Regions from separate parts of the Homo sapiens genome. Here all the other regions are linked to region 3. Evidence: chromatin loops called from intact Hi-C (ENCODE). Cell type or tissue: Caco-2. All regions are shown on one strand. Region 1 overlaps TPST1 (tyrosylprotein sulfotransferase 1). Region 2 overlaps TPST1 (tyrosylprotein sulfotransferase 1). Region 3 overlaps TPST1 (tyrosylprotein sulfotransferase 1).

Evidence for each region. Peaks named below come from ENCODE experiments on the same cell type or tissue, not always from the same donor. Only the 100,000 strongest peaks of a DNase experiment are listed, where the experiment ranks them.
Region 1: a loop joins it to region 3, with 10 times the contacts of the local background. A loop is called at or near these places in 1 of 110 quality-filtered maps.
Region 2: a loop joins it to region 3, with 3 times the contacts of the local background. A loop is called at or near these places in 1 of 110 quality-filtered maps.

Annotation. Positions count from the first base shown.
Region 1 is chr7:66,325,824-66,328,323 of GRCh38, reverse strand. The region is part of intron 3 of TPST1 (tyrosylprotein sulfotransferase 1); the gene reads right to left. Among named protein-coding and RNA genes, the nearest start is that of LINC00174, 73 kb to the left of the region's middle. In Caco-2, no CTCF peak of the experiment used is centred here; a DNase peak (open chromatin) is centred at 1,277.
Region 2 is chr7:66,286,045-66,288,544 of GRCh38, reverse strand. It overlaps TPST1 (tyrosylprotein sulfotransferase 1), which reads right to left. Exons shown (of 6, transcript NM_003596.4): 3 at 1,836-2,034. Among named protein-coding and RNA genes, the nearest start is that of TPST1, 82 kb to the right of the region's middle. In Caco-2, no CTCF peak of the experiment used is centred here; no DNase peak of the experiment used is centred here.
Region 3 is chr7:66,236,769-66,239,268 of GRCh38, reverse strand. All of the region lies in intron 1 of TPST1 (tyrosylprotein sulfotransferase 1), which reads right to left. Among named protein-coding and RNA genes, the nearest start is that of TPST1, 33 kb to the right of the region's middle. In Caco-2, no CTCF peak of the experiment used is centred here; a DNase peak (open chromatin) is centred at 938.

The DNA.
Region 1 (2,500 bases), 89 kb before region 3:
CAGGCGCGGTGGCTCACGTCTGTAATCCCAGCACTTTGGGAGGCTGGGGCGAGAAGATTGCCTGAGCTCAGGAGTTTGAGACCAGCCTGGGCAACATGGTAAAACCCCATCTCTACTAAAAATACAAAAATTAGCTGGGCATGGTGGTGCACACCTATAATCCCAGCTACTCAGGAGGCTGAGGCAGGAGAATTGCTTGAACCTGGGAGACAGAGGTTGCAGTGAGCTGAGATCGCACCAATGCACTCCAGCCTGGTCTGGGTAACAGAGCAAGACTCTGTCTCAAAAAAAAAAAAAAAAAAAAAAAAAAAAGGAAAGGAAAAAAAAAAGAAAGAAAAAAAAACACCAAAAACACAACAAAGAGACAAACAAAATGTATGATAGGCCAGATTTGGCCTGCAGGCTGTGATTTGCTAACCTCTGATTTAACTAAAATCAGTTTTTAAAAAATAGATCTTTAGACCATCTCCAGAAATATGTACCAATGACTAAACTATGTGCTTAACACAACATTATGCATTATGGACTCTACATTTTTGCTTTTTCTCATAGTTTTCTTCAACGTACATACACACACACACACGCACTTTTTTTTTTTTTTAAGACAGGGTCTTTCTCTGTCACCCAGGCTGGAGTACAGTAGCACAATCACGGCTCACTGCAGCTTTGACCTCCCAGACTCAAGGGATCCTCCCACCTCAGCCTCCTGAGTAGCTAGGACTATGGGCACCTGCCACCACACCTAGCTAATTTTTGTATTTTTTATAGAGTCAGGGTTTTGCCATTTTGCCCATCCTGGTCTCAAACTCCTGGGTTCAAGCGATCCACCCACCTTGGCCTCCCAAAGTGCTAGGATTACAGGCGTGAACCACTGCACCCAGCTGTACATATACATTTTTTAACTCTAAAGGTTAAAAGACTAGTCTTACAACCAGGGGTTCTGAATTCAGATTTACTGTGAACTAAATATAATTTATCCCTCTCCTTTCTTTCTGTAAACTCATTGTAAACTCTAATATAATCCTTCCTTCCAATTATAGTCCAGAGCACAGAATTAATCAGAAGCCTTAGTTTCTGACAAACTTTCATCATTGGTTTATGCCTGGCCTGCTGTTATTTATTTAGTAATATAATTTATTATTTTTAAATAATGCAATAAACATTCCCCTTTGAAGAATTATGACTTGATAGTTTCACATGCAGAGAAAACAAATAACTCCAGCCAGATATGATTACACAAAAAGGAATCTGGAGTTTGAAATCCCCCTGGGCTCCTGTGGTCCACCAGATGCTCATTATCTCTAAAACACAAATACTGTAAAACAGCTGATAACATTCATGTTTACATATTTTCATTTGTTTCAAAATATTTTGGCAGCTTTGCAAATCTCAGACTCAGTTCTAGGAAAGTTCAACAGTCTTGTGCTGCCTAGAAACAAATGAATAAATGTTGTCAATACTTATATCAAGAAGAAAAAAAATTAGTCAGTCTAGAAGCATGATATTCTTTCTATTCCAACAGTAGATAGAATTTAGGAAGAATTCTATTTCTTTTAAGTAAAGGAAATGGTTCAGTGTATCAACTTTCAATGAAGTTGGACAAGATGGATTGGAATGTGAATTGAGTTGGGAATGTGTCGTGACTGTGAAATAGGAACCTCTTACTCTTACAGAAAGTAGTACAGAGGAAATTTAGCATTAAGGCATTGATTTCCTGGTGGGGGGAAGTTTAGTGTGCAGAATGATTAGGAAATCATATTATTTGACCACAGGACATTTATCAGGCAGGAATGCTATTATTTCTGTTCAAAGGAAATAGTCCCAAATCAAGTTTTCAGAGACACTGAAAGACAGTTAATATATACAAGTAAAGTCAACAGTAATTTCATCAATTTCCTTTCACTGGAGTCCTTTTCCCCTCTTTTCTCAAACTGGGGAACTTTTACTTATCCTTTAAACATGAGAATACAGTAGCGCCATCTCTGAGCTCACAGGGCATTCTGAATGCCCTGTTCTTACGGCAGTTATACTGAATTACCATTAATTGTAAATCTATCTTCTTCACTGGACTTAAAGGAGACAGGTAGAGTCTTAATCATCTTTATATTCTAGATGGAGGAACAAACAGACATGTGGATCAAAGAAGAATAAAAGCGTAAGATCCTTTCATAGTCATCTCCATTTTTACAGTTGATAGACTCACAGAAGTTTCTGAAACCAATTTACAGCATAGATTGAACATAAAAAGACAGAAAAAGTGACTCTGTTGGAGCCTCCCTGATTGCAACCTGCTGGATACAACATTATAAAATACTGGCATTCATTCTATCATTCTATTCAATTCTTGCGAGAAGAAAATTAAAGAAGTTTTACTTTTTAAAAAAATTAAAGGCCAGGCATGGTGGCTCACGCCTGTAACCCCAGCAATTTGGGAGGCCAAGGCGGGCAGATCACGAGCTCAGGAGTTCGAGACCAGCCTGGCCAACATGGTGAAACCCTG
Region 2 (2,500 bases), 49 kb before region 3:
CAAACCACTGCTCAAGGAAATAAAAGAGGACACAAACAAATGGAAGAACATTCCATGCTCATGGGTAGGAAGAATCAATATCGTGAAAATGGCCATACTGCCCAAGGTAATTTACAGATTCAATGCCATCCCCATCAAGCTACCAATGACTTTCTTCACAGAATTGGAAAAAACTACTTTAAAGTTCATATGGAACCAAAAAAGAGCCCGCATTGCCAAGTCAATCCTAAGCCAAAAGAACAAAGCTGGAGGCATCACACTACCTGACTTCAAACTATACTACAAGGCTACAGTAACCAAAACAGCATGGTACTGGTACCAAAACAGAGATATAGATCAATGGAACAGAACAGAGCCCTCAGAAATAATGCCGCATATCTACAACTATCTGATCTTTGACAAACCTGAGAAAAACAAGCAATGGGGAAAGGATTCCCTATTTAATAAATGGTGCTGGGAAAACTGGCTAGCCATATGTAGAAAGCTGAAACTGGATCCCTTCCTTACACCTTATACAAAAATCAATTCAAGATGGATTAAAGATTTAAACGTTAAACCTAAAACCATAAAAACCCTAGAAGAAAACCTAGGCATTACCATTCAGGACATAGGCGTGGGCAAGGACTTCATGTCCAAAACACCAAAAGCAATGGCAACAAAAGACAAAATTGACAAATGGGATCTAATTAAACTAAAGAGCTTCTGCACAGCAAAAGAAACTACCATCAGAGTGAACAGGCAACCTACAACATGGGAGAAAATTTTCGCATCCTACTCATCTGACAAAGGGCTAATATCCAGAATCTACAATGAACTCAAACAAATTTACAAGAAAAAAACAAACAACCCCATCAAAAAGTGGGCGAAGGACATGAACAGACACTTCTCAAAAGAAGACATTTATGCAGCCAAAAAACCATGAAGAAATGCTCATCATCACTGGCCATCAGAGAAATGCAAATCAAAACCACTATGAGATATCATCTCACACCAGGTAGAATGGCAATCATTAAAAAGTCAGGAAACAACAGGTGCTGGAGAGGATGCGGAGAAATAGGAACACTTTTACACTGTTGGTGGGACTGTAAACTAGTTCAACCATTGTGGAAGTCAGTGTGGCGATTCCTCAGGGATCTAGAACTAGAAATACCATTTGACCCAGCCATCCCATTACTGGGTATATACCCAAATGAGTATAAATCATGCTGCTATAAAGACACATGCACACGTATGTTTATTGCGGCACTATTCACAATAGCAAAGACTTGGAACCAACCCAAATGTCCAACAATGATAGACTGGATTAAGAAAATGTGGCACATATACACCATGGAATACTATGCAGCCATAAAAAATGATGAGTTCATATCCTTTGTAGGGACATGGATGAAACTGGAAACCATCATTCTCAGTAAACTATTGCAAGAACAAAAAACCAAACACCGCATATTCTCACTCATAGGTGGGAATTGAACAATGAGATCACATGGACACAGGAAGGGGAATATCACACTCTGGGGACTGTGGTGGGGTTGGGGGAGGGGGGAGGGATAGTATTGGGAGATATACCTAATGCTAGATGACACATTAGTGGGTGCAGCGCACCAGCATGGCACATGTATACATATGTAACTAACCTGCACAATGTGCACATGTACCCTAAAACTTAGAGTATAATAAAAAAAATAAAATAAAATAAAATAAAAATAAATGAAAAAAAAAAAAAATATATTTTTCTGATCATTAAATAGCAAGAAATAAAATAAGAAAAAAACGTATTCAGATCCCAAATTCAAAATCTAGTTTTCTCAGTTGCTTTAAAAAATCTCACTTACCCTTCGAGTGTTTTCAATAATTTTGGGATCAGGTTTTCCGTAGTTAGGTGGGTTGGCATATGGGTCATATCCAAGCTTGGCAAGCATAGGAGCAATCACTGCCATGTCTTGTAAAACATCTGGCGGTATCTTCCCAACCCATTTTGATAGAGCTCCTACATTGACTGGCTTGATTACTTGGTCTGTAGATCTCTCCACTCTGAAAACAACATAATATGAATAAATATTTATTTAAAATTTTTTAGAAAATCATGCTTTAAAACCACTATAAATTATGTTTTAATGACTAACAGTTGTCTGGATTACAAAACAATTGAGAAAGAGGGCACTAATCAGGTTTGACACTATTTACCAGAATTAAAAAATAATTTAAGATTGACAGGGATTATTGGCAATCTCAGATTTCTAGAAATTGGGAAAAGGGTTAGCTGAAACATGTGCATTATTAAATGTCTTGACACTGTAATTACAACATCCAGGAAAAAAACAGTAACAAAATAAAGATACAGCTGCTTAGAAAAATTGTCAGTCAACTTACTTGAAATGCTTACCAAAAAAAAGACAGACTGATGGATGGAAAGAGGGACAAATAGATGGTCAGAGAGATGGACAGTGATAAAGTAAATACAGCAACATGTTAATGGCACAATCTAGCTGGTGGGTAT
Region 3 (2,500 bases):
CAGCTTACGCCTGTAATCACAGCTCTTTGGGAGACCGAGATGGGAGGATCATTTGAGCTCAGGAGTTCGAGACCAGCCCACACTGAGACCCTGTCTCTTTAAGAAAGAAAAGACAGAGGGAGGGATATTCTAAACCAAAGGAACTTGTGTGCAAAAGCACAATGGCAAGACAGAACACAGCATAATTAGGTGACAGGAAGAAGTTTAGGAAAGCTAGTGTATAGGCTGCAAACAAAATTGTATGTATAAGTATCTGTGATCTAATCCTCAGAAGGACAGGTAAGATCTGGACACAGGAAGCACTCCATGCTGCAGGTACACTATGACCAAAGACATGGATGTGCAAAAGCAGAAGCATGTATATGAAACAGCTGGAGCTGCTAGTTTAGCTAGAGCAAGGGTATACAGTGGGAAACAGACAGCAACCAGACTACATGTACACCAAAATAATTTACCCTGAATCCTCAGAAGGCAAGTGTGACAGTTAATTTTATGTGTCAACTTGGCTAGACTTTGGTGTCCAGTTGTTTGATCAAACACCAATCTAGATATGTCTGTGAAGGTATATTTTAGATGTGATTAACACTTAAATCAACAGATTTCTAGTAAAGTGGATTACCCTCCATAATACAGGAAGGCCTCATCTAACAGGTAAAGGCTTTAAGAGCAAAGACTGAGGTTTCCTGGAAAAGAACTACAACATAGAAACCCTGCCTGTGTGTCCAGCCTGCTACCGAGCAGAATCTGGAGTTAAGACTGTGGCAGGCCAGGTCTCACTAACGCAGGCCTCCATAACAACTGTTTCAGTACTGACTGAGTGGTTAAGTTAAATATTAAAAGCTAAAAAAAAAAAAAAAAAAGCCAGTGCTGTTATACAAAGGCTGGAATGTAACAAAAGCGCACCAAGAGTTTTGCCCAGGCCTTTCCTGGGCCTTAAAGCATGACAAAATAACGAAGGAATTCTTAACAGGACCCATTTAGGATTAAACAAGTTTTATTAGGGGTCTGAAGAAACTCCCCAGGCCTCCACAAACAAGTTTATTGGAGGTCTGAAGGAACTCTCCAAATCTCCGTGATTTAGCAGGAGATAAGATAAGGGTAATCACCCCAGAACCTAGACCCACTTAGATGAAGTAAACTTACTGAGGCTCCAGAAGAAGGGCTTCAGGACTCAGACTTTAGTTACAGATTAAAAGAAGTTAATCACTTACATCTTCAGATGAATGCACACTTACATGCAGACATATAGGTTAGAAGGTACATAAGCTCAGAAAAACTTTGTAATTTTAAGTCGGTCTGGTGATAATTTCCAGGCCTCCCTGTAACAGTTACAGAAATAAAAACTCTCTTCCTCCCCAGTTCATCTGCATCTCGTTATTGGGCCACAAGAAACAGCAACCCGACCCTCAGTTTGGTCCGGGAACAAGACTGCAACATCAACTCATCTCTGCCCAACTGCCCTGTGAATTTCAGACTTGAAAGCCCCACAATCGCATAAGTGAATTCCTTAAAATCAGTCTCTTTCTCTCCCTACCCCCGACCCCTCCCCATATACAGAGTGGGCATGCGCGTTACCCACCACTCTAAATTCAGTGAGATCCCTTCCAACCCACTAGCAAAGCAGCCAGTCCTAATGGTTTGCCTTACCCTGACTACTGGTTGTTTTTCTGTAAAACCCTAACACAGGGGTTTGGTTTTGTTTTTCTGGAGAACCCTAAGGATACAGTAAATATACCTGGGGAAATGACTAACTACACTAAAAAATACATTCTGAGAGGGAAGACTTCCAGCTACAGCCTAGTGAGAAGGTAGTTAATTCCTCTCCCCAAAAACCAATGATAAAGCTGGGTGAAATGGGCAAAACAACCCTTTCAGTGCTCTGGAAATCCACCAGAAGAATACAACAACCTGAGAAGCATTTATGCTTGAAAAACTGCTAAAAGGTGGGTAAGAACAATGAGGGTCTGTGTAAGGTTACTCCCACCTCATCTACTCATTCAGTAGGTACAGAGGTTCTGCAAGGCAGAGCAGGGCAAGGCAAACCATTAGGACTGACAGTTCACTGAGTTTGGAGTGGGGAAGAACGCACATGACCACCTGCACTGTCAGAGTAAGTGATGGAGCAGGTGGGAGGCGAGTGAGAGGGTGAACAGCTCTAGAAGGTGGAGGTTGCAGTCTGGGTGGGGCACATTTGTTGGCCAACCCAGAAGTGGCATGCAGGCACAGAGGAGACATGAAAGGACTGGGTGGAAAGTAAAAGACAGCAGATCTGAAAAAGCCTAAACTTTGTATGTGCTCCCTACCCACAGAGATCTACTGGCAGAGGACAAATGCCTTACTGGCTCAAGATGTCTGAGGCAACCACTGTCCAAGCACTGGGTGACCACTGATCACTAAGCTATGCAGACAGGAAGGCAACTCCTAGAAAGCCATGCTTAAAAATGAAAACAATTATAAAGTGTGTGCACACTTGTTTTTAAAAAAGCTTTATTGAAGTGTA